Linked DNA regions of Homo sapiens: region 1 is linked to region 2. Evidence: read pairs that join two places in POLR2A ChIA-PET (ENCODE). Cell type or tissue: PC-3. All regions are shown on one strand. Each heading gives the region's core, and the rest is flanking DNA. Links, peaks and the distances in the headings are about the cores only. Region 1 overlaps HIP1 (huntingtin interacting protein 1). Region 2 overlaps HIP1 (huntingtin interacting protein 1).

Region 1 (4,387 bases), core at 229-4,228, 160 kb after region 2:
GGGACTATTATAAAATATGATTATGAATATTCTTCTAAATGTCTGTGGGTGCATGTGCTATGCATTTTTTTTTTTTTTTTGAGACTGAGTCTCACTCTGTTGCCCAGGCTGGAGTGCAGTGGCACAATCTCGGCTCACTGCGTCTCCATCTCCCGGATTCAAGCAATTCTCCTGCCTCAGCCTCCCTGTAGCTGGGATTACAGGCATGTACCACCATGCCCAGTTTTTGTTTGTTTGTTTGTTCGTTTGTTTGTTTGTAGTTTAGCTGAGACGCGGTTTTACCATGTTGACCAGGCTGGTCTGGAACTCCTGACCTCAAATGATCTGCCTGCCTTGTTATCACAAACTGCTAGGATTGCAGGCGTGAGCCACCGCGCCCAGCTGTGCTTGCATTTCTGTTGGATATATAACTAGCAGTGGTATGGCTAAATTACTGAGGATGCCTGTCTTTAGTTTTAGCATAACACTAGACATTATCCAATGTGGTTGCCCCAGTTTACAGTCCCACCTGCAGTGCCTGGGCATTTTTTTTTTTTTCTTTGAGACGGAGTCTCGCTCTGTCTCCCAGACTGGAGTGCAATGGTTCGGTCTTGGCTCACTGTAACCTCTGCCTCCCGGGTTCAAGCGATTCTCCTGCCTCAGATTCCAGAGTAGCTGGGACTACAGGCACATGCCACCACACCTGGCTAATTTTTTGTATTCTTAATAGAGACAAGGTTTCACCTTGTTAGCCAGGCTGATCTCGAACTCTTGACCTCGCGATCCGCTCACCTTGGCCTCCAAAAAGTGCTGGGATTACAGGCATGAGCCACCATGCCTGGCCGGGCATTTTTATCACCCCACGTCCTTGCCAATGCTTGGCACTGTCAAGTTTTCTTTTTTTAATATTTTTAATTTCAGCCATCCTGATGGGCATGTAGAGGTATCTCATTAAATGTTTTTCTTTTTTTTTTTTTTTTGGTAGACAGAGTCTCGCTCTGTCCACCAGGCTGGAGTGCAGTGTACGATCTCCATCTCGGTTCACTGCAACCTCCGCCTCCCAAATAGCTGGGATTACAGGCACGCCCCACCATGCCTGCCTAATTTTCATATTTTTAGTAGAGATGGGGTTTCACCATGTTGGCCAGGCTGGTCTCGAACTCCTGACTTCGGGTGATCTGCCCAACTCAGCCTCCCAAAGTGCTGAGATTACAGGTGTGAGCCATTGTGCCTGGCCAGTACCTTATTAAATGTTAATTTGCATTTTCCTGATTGCTAATGAAGCTGCACACCATTTCATAAGTTTATTGGCCATTTGTTTATCCCCTTTCATTAAGTATCTCCTGCTTATTTTTTTTTAAATTAAGTTTGTCTTTTTGTTTGTTTTTGAGACACAGGTCTCACTGTGTCACCCAGGCTGGAGTGTAGTGGTGTGATCATGGCTCACTGCAGCCTTGACCTCCCCAGGTCCCTGGCATCAGTCTCCTAGGCCGAGTAGCTGGGACTATAGATGTACACCTAAGTTTTTGTATTTTTTGTACAGGCGGGTTTTCACCATGTTGCTTAGGCTGGTCTCGAACTTCTGGGCTCAAGGGATCCGCCCACCTCAGCCTCCCAAAGTGCTAGGATTACAGGCATGGGCCACAGTGCCTGGCCTTTTCTTTCTTTCTTTTTTTTTTTTTAAAGTTTTTTGTTTGTTTCTCTTAAATTTTTTACATATTCTGGATATAGGCCCTTTGATAATTATGTGTGTTGCAAATATTTTCTTCTGGGAGGAATTTTCAGTGTCCAAATAAGTCAACCAGAAAAGACTTAGAAAAATAAGGCTGGGCGCAGTGGCTCACGCCTATAATACCAGCACTTTGGGAAGCCCAGGCGGGTGGATCACCTGAGGTCAGGAGTTCGAGACTAGCCTGGGCAACATGGTGAAACCCCGTCTCTACTAAAAATAGAAAAATTATCCGGGCATGGTGGCATGTGCCTGTAGTCCCAGCTATTCAGGAGGCTGAGACAGGAGAATTGCTTGAATCCAGGAGCAGGAGGTTGCAGTGAGCTGAGATTACACCACTGGATTCCAGCCTAGGTGACAAAGCGAGACTCCATCTCAAAAAAAAAAAAAAAAAAACTTAGCAAAATAAATGTCTGTACCTTTTCTAAGTCACACATATCTAAGCCACTGACCCGGCTTCCGCTTTAAAGGGAGATACAGAAAGAAAGTATAAAATTTGGGGCCAGACAAGCCAGGTTCAAACCTCAGTTCTGCCACTTCCTGAGTGCTCTCAAACAAGTCTTTTAATCTCTCTGAGCCTCAGTGTCTGTATTTGAAAACTGACCACAACCATCTACTGCATGCTTGCTCTGTGGCTTCAAAGGAGTAATGTGTCAACATGCCTTTAAACGATAGTGTTACTTGTGTTAAACACAAGCCATAGGCCACACTGGCTTCCTGAGCTGTCTTGTGGCAGTATTAGCAGAGGCAGCAGCAGCAACCTTTCTGATCCAAGAAAAGATGCCATTCTCTCTTCCTCTGAGCCAGCAGACACCTTAAATCACGGTCCCTCTCCCCTCACAAGTCCTGCCCACACACTGGGAACAGAGCTCCTCCCTGGCTGCCCAGGCAGGAAAACAGGAAACAGCCACCACCCTGCCGGGAGGTGGGGCTGACAAGTTCTCTTTCCCAGGTGGGCATCTCTCCAGGTCATCAACCCTCCTTGATGCAGGAGGAGAGCTGGCTGCCAGCCCACTGCACAAGGCTGTGCCCGCTGCCACACCCAGGTCTCCGCCACACCTCGCCTTGAGGCAGTGGAATAAGTGGGCCAATGAATGGGGAGCAGAAAACAGTCTTCATCAGTGCCTTGCAGAAGTGCCAGAGGGGGAACCCTTTCAGTGCCCAAGTGGGGCAGGGAATCTGATCTCCTGGGCCATAGGGACACGCCCCATCCTTCTTAACGTGCAGCACCAACCCTTTATTTTTATTTTTTTTAATCTTCTTTTTCAGAGATGGGGTCTCTGCACTCCAGCCTGGGAGACACAGCGAGACTCTGTCTCAAAAAAAAAAAAAAAAAAAAAAGGACAGGGACCAGGGACCAGGGACGAGGGACCCTGATGGTGCCATATCAGGCAGGGTCTCAGAGAAGGCAGCAAAAGTTTTTGAAAAAGGGCAGTTATAAAAGTAGTTGTCAGTGAAGGGGGAGTATGGTGGGGGGAAGTGGGGTGAAAAACTACCTATGGGGTACTATGCTCACTACCTAGGTGACAGGATCATTCATACCCCAAAACTCAGTGACATGCAGTTTACCCATGTAACAAGCCTGCGCATGTACCATCTGAACTTAAAAGTTGAGGAAAAAAAGTGTAGAGGAAACAGAAGAAAAAAAAAAACCAAAATTCTAACAAGTGAATAAAAATAAGAAACTAGAACAGGAAAAAAAAAAAAAGAAGAAGCATTGTTGGGCCAGGTGCAGTGACTCAATAATCCCAACAATTTGGGAGGCTGAGGCGAGAGGATCGCTTCAGGCCAGGAGTTTGAGACAAGCCTGGGCAACGTAGTGAGATCTTGTCTCTGCAAAAAAAAAAAAAAAAAAAAAAAAAAAATTAATTAGCTGGGTGTGGCAGCACATACCTGTAGTCCCAGCTGCTCAGGAGGCTGAGGTGGGAGAATCACTTGAGCCCAGGAATTCGAGGCTGCAGTGAGCTATGATCGCATCACTGCATTCCAGCCTGGGCAACACAGCAAGACTCTATCTCTTAAAAAACAAAAAAGCGGCCGGGCGCAATGGCTCACGCCTGTATTCCCAGTACTTTGGGAGGCTGAGGTGGGCAGATCACCTGAGGTCAGGAGTTCGAGACCAGCCTGGCTAACATGGCAAAACCTAGTCTCTTCTAAAAGTACAAAAATGAGCTGGGCATGGTGGCAGGCGCCTGTAATCCCAGCTACTCAGGAGGCTGAGGCAGGAGAATAGCTTGAACCCAGGAGGCAGAGGTTGCAGTGAGCCGAGATCGCGCTACTGCACTCCAGTCTGGTTGACAAGAACGATACTCTGTCTCAAAACAAAACAAACAAACAAACAAAAATCACAGTGTTGGATTTGAGGGACACTGTCCAGAACAGGTGATTTAGAGGGCAGGCAGGATGAGATGACAAAAATCCAGGCAAGATGTAATAAGAGCAGGAAATGCAAGATTCACAGGATGAATGGGTGAGACAAGTCTCACAGAGGCACTCAACAGAATGCGGCTGTGAGGGCAGGAAGGAGGGAGGGCTCAGAACTGACACCAGAGAGAAGGTGGGGACCATTGTCCTGCCATGGGGCCGCCCGAGGGGGTACAGTTGTCCAGTGGGAAGTGGTCACTCAGGCTGGGAAGTCAGGAGGGAGATGTGGGGAGTCAGTGCCACAGAAGTGAGAAC
Region 2 (4,387 bases), core at 168-4,167:
AGGTGAGAGGAAAGGCCAAGTTTCTCTCCCAAGTGGTCCTCACCTGCTGAGAGGCATCCATGTCCATGAGGTCATCCTTCTCTAGGACTGGCTCGCTGTCGGGGGATGAGGCCTCTGCAGGGATCACCACCACAGGGCTGATATGTTCTGACAGGGCTGAGGCTCGCAGGAAGTTGGGTGGGTTCTGAAGACGGAGACACATCCTCAAATAGTGCTTGCTTGCCAGGCCCCGCCGGCCCTTAAGAGAGTACCTGGGGCCTCTGCAGTGCCGAGGGTGTGTGGTTGGGCATGCTTACCTCAGGCAGCTGGGGGATCTGAATGAGCCGCTTGAAGTACTGCAGGTTGCTGGAGCGGTAGAACAGATCTTTCAACCTAGGGGTGGAGAAGGACCTGAGGGGTGCTGGGTGTCTTCATCAGCCCCATGTAGGGGACAGAGCAGCCACCTGGCTTTCCTGCCCCCTCCCCAGCCCAAAGGCACAGGCTGTCAAGGAGATAAACTCCATGGTGCTGGGATTCAATTATGATGCTGCAGAGGATTATTTAAAGCTGGTCCTCAGTGACCTGCTGGTGAGGAAAGAGTAATTCATGCTACAAATCCTTTGGAAGAGTAGATAATCAAAAAGCTAATTTCTTCATTGCTGTAGAACACATGTTGTTATTTTGCAGATTTAACTTCCGAGGAGTGTTTGGTTTAGAGTAACATTAAAAGAAATTGACTTTCTCTGAGGATAAGCCATCTAACCATAGGAAAAGGGAAGGGAATTTTACTACAAAGGTAGCTCTCTTCTTTCATTACTTCTCTTTGTTTTTGGACTATTTGTTCTCTCCACAATTAAGACTATAAGTTCCTGGGAAGTGGGGACTGAGCTCCGCTGAGCTGTTTCCCATAATGCCAGGGACAGGGCAGCCGTTCAATAAACACTTGGAGAATTACAATCGTTTGGTACTATGTCCTAATCTTGGGTGGATATGCACATGAAGAAACCAATATTTTTTTTCTCTCTCTCTCTCTTTTTGTAGAGGCAGGGTCTTGCTCTGTCACCCAGGCTAGAGTGCAGTGGTGCAATCAGAGCTCATTGCAGCCTTGAATTCCTGGGCTCAAGCAGTCTTCTGCCTCAGCCTCCTGAGTAGCTAGAATTACAGGGATGCACCACCATGCCTGGCTAATTTTTAATTTTTTGGTAGAAACAGGCTCTTGCTGTGTTGCCCAGGCTGGTCTCAAACTCCTGGCTTCAAGCAATCCTACTGCCTTGGCCTCCCAAAGTGCTGGGATTACAGGCATGAGCCACCACATCTGGCAAAATCAACATCTTTTTCTCATTCTCAAATCTCTATTTTGAATCTAAACACTGAAGACCAAGAAACCTAAGAGAATCCAGACTTATATATTCTTCATTTTTATTTTGTTTGTTTATTTTTTGAGATGGAGTGTCGCTCTTATTGCCCAGGCTGGAGTGCAATGGCGCGATCTCGGCTCACTGCAAGCTCCACCTTCCAGGTTCAAGGGATTCTCCTGCCTCAGCCTGCTGAGTTGCTGGGATTACAAGCATGTGCCATCATGCCTGGGTAATTTTGTATCTTTAGTAGAGATGGGGTTTCTCCATGTTGGTCAGGCTGGTTTCGAACTCCCGACCTCAGGTGATCCGCCCGTCTCGGCCTCCCAAAATGTTGGGGTTATAGGCGTGAGCCAATGTGCCCTGCCTATTTGTAAATATTTTTTTGAGATTGGGTCTTAGTCTGTCGCCCAGGCTGGAGTATAGTGGCAAAATCATAGCTCACTGCAGCCTTGACCTCCCTGGGCCCAAGGGATCCTCTCACCTCAGCCTCCAAGTAGCTGGGAGTACAGGTGTGTGCCACCACACCTGGCTAATTTTTTGTGTGTTTTTGATAAAGATGGGGTCTCTCTATGTTGTCCAGGCTGGTCTCAAACTCCTGGGCTCAAGCCATCTACCCACCTTGGCCTTCCAAAGTGCTGGGATTATAGGTGAGAGCCACCATGCTTGGCCTGTTTTAATTTTTTTAGAGACAAGGTCTTGCTGTGTCACCCAGGCTGAAGTGCAGTGGAACGATCAAGGCTTGCTGCAATCTCAACCTCCTGGGCTCAAGCGATCCTCCCACCTCAGCCTCCTGAGTAGCTGGAGTTAACTACATCTATTCTGAGATGAAAGGGGTACATGGGCCTTAAATCCTTTGGCCTGCAACAATGAACTTTCTCCAGCTTAGTCCAATAAACGAAACCCCCAGGGTCTCGTTACAGCCTGTCAGATCCCAAGACTTAGGCCTGTCTCTGTCTCTGTGACATCACTGCTGCTTCCCCTGAATTCAAGGACAGTGAGGTCTCAGACAGCAGCCGTGTCTGTGTGGAACAGCAAAGTGGCTACTCAGGGGAGATGTTTTTCTAAGCTAGAAGCAAATGAAAGGAAATGAAATCACCTGACCACACATCCCCATCTTGCTGGTTTGGAGCCAACAGTAACAGGCTCAACTGCTTTCACAAGCTACCGGAATTTGACATTCCAGGAAATCAGCCTCAGGGCCTGTCTCCTTGGACTAAAGAAGCCATTTATCACAGAATATGTACTCGGCTTCTCAAATGGAACAGGGGTACCAGGAGGTGGGTACAACCACACACTTGTCCTTCGCTTGCTCCTGGGGAACCAGGCAGAGAAGCTGAAACTTGGCATTTGGGAGTTATGGTCAAGGGTGAGGAAATTAACAGGAAAAACAAGAGAGTGCACTTTTACACAGCTAAGTCAGGAGGCCCTTCTCAGCCCCCTCTGTCCTCCCAACTCTCACTCTATTATCCTTCCCTTTTGCCTGGTTTCGCCTCCCCTCCCCTCCTTTCCTTTTTTTTTTTTTGGATGGAGTCTTGCTCTGTTGCCCAAGCTGTAGTGCAGTGGCATGATCTCAGCTCATTGCAACCTCTGCCACCTGAGTTCAAGCAATTCTCCTGCCTCAGCCTCCTGAGTAGCTGGGATTACAGGGCTAATTTTTGTATTTACAGTAGAGACAGGGTTTCATCATGTTAGCCAGGCTGCTCTCAAACTCCTGACCTCAAGCGATCCACTTGCTTCGGCCTCCCAAAGTGCTGGGATTACAGGTGTGAGCCACTGCACCCAGCCTAAGTAAAGATCTTTTGTTTTTGTTTTTGTTTTGAGATGGAATCTCATTCTGACGCCCAGGCCTGAGTGCAGTGATGTGATCTTGGCTCACTGCAACCTCCACCTCCTGGGTTCAAGCGATTCTTCTGCCTCAGCCTCCCGAGTAGCTGGGATTACAGGTGTGCACCACCATGCCCTGCTAATTTTTTAGTAGAGACGGGGTTTCACCATGTTGGCCAGGCTGGTCTTGAACTCCTGACCTCAAGTGATCTGCCCACCTCGGCCTCCCAAAGTGCTGGGATTACAGGCATGAGCCACTGCACCCGGCTGGTGTTAGCAACTTTTATTGAGGCGGCAGTGCACAGCCAGCAGCGGAGGTCCTGTTCCTTGCAGCGCAGGGCTACTCCATACGCAGTGAGCCCAGAATAGCAGCTGTTACATTTATACCCACTTTTAATTATATGTAAATTAAGGGGCAGATTATGCAGAAATTTCTAGAAAAAAAGTGGTAAATTCCAGATTGTCAGGTTATTGCCATGGAAAGGGGCGCTAACTTCCGGATGTTGCCATAGCAATGGTAAACTGTCACTGCACACTGGTAGGTGTGTCTTATGCAGAGGTGCTTCCGCCCTTTCCCTGTTTTACTTGTCCTTAATTTGGTCCGATGCCCAAGCCCTGCCTCCAGAGTCCAGTCTCCCATCCCACCTCAGAAGCAGGTCATATTTGTAGGGTATCAACCAAACCTGCTAGTGGATTGGACATGGGGGATGAGGAAAATGGTGACTTCCAGATCTCTGGCCTAAATGGATGATGGCAGTATTTGTTGAGATAGAAAAGAATGGGGAGGGGCTGGGCACAGTGACTCGCGCCGGTAATCCCATCACTTTGGGAGGCAGATCACTTGAGGTCAGGAGTTCCAGACCAGCCCGGCCAACATGGTGAAATCCTGTCTCTACTAAAAATACAAAAATTAGTCGGGCATGGTGGTGGGCGCCTGTAATCCTAGCTACTGAAGAGGCTGAGGCAGGAGAATCACTGGAGATGGGGAGGCTGAGGTTGCAGTAAGCCAAGATCACACCACCGCACTCAAGCCTGGGTGACAGAGCGAGACTCTGTCTCAAAAACAAAAACAAAAACAAACAAACAAAAACAGAATGGAGAGAGAAAGGTTTTTTTTTGTTTTTTTTTTTTGAGAAAACCTAAAGTACAGTTTGAGATTTAAGTATGCTATACAGATGTCAAATTGGGGACAAGAGGCTGGCATTCAGAAGTAAGGTCTGGCTAGA

The links. ChIA-PET counts read pairs that join two places held together with the same protein. Peaks named below come from ENCODE experiments on the same cell type or tissue, not always from the same donor. Only the 100,000 strongest peaks of a DNase experiment are listed, where the experiment ranks them.
Region 1: POLR2A ChIA-PET joins it to region 2 with 6 read pairs; 4 of 35 experiments call an interaction of 5 or more read pairs at or near these places.

What each region holds. Positions count from the first base shown.
Region 1 is chr7:75,725,761-75,730,147 of GRCh38, forward strand. The region is part of intron 1 of HIP1 (huntingtin interacting protein 1); the gene reads right to left. Among named protein-coding and RNA genes, the nearest start is that of HIP1, 11 kb to the right of the region's middle. RefSeq lists an enhancer at 3,987-4,387. In PC-3, for the core only: no CTCF peak of the experiment used is centred there; a DNase peak (open chromatin) is centred at 2,721; H3K4me3 peaks cover 779 bases; H3K27ac peaks cover 1,368 bases.
Region 2 is chr7:75,562,892-75,567,278 of GRCh38, forward strand. HIP1 (huntingtin interacting protein 1) reads right to left here. Exons shown (of 31, transcript NM_005338.7): 10 at 297-372; 11 at 44-184. Among named protein-coding and RNA genes, the nearest start is that of SPDYE5, 73 kb to the left of the region's middle. In PC-3, for the core only: no CTCF peak of the experiment used is centred there; a DNase peak (open chromatin) is centred at 2,470; H3K4me3 peaks cover 362 bases; H3K27ac peaks cover 1,207 bases.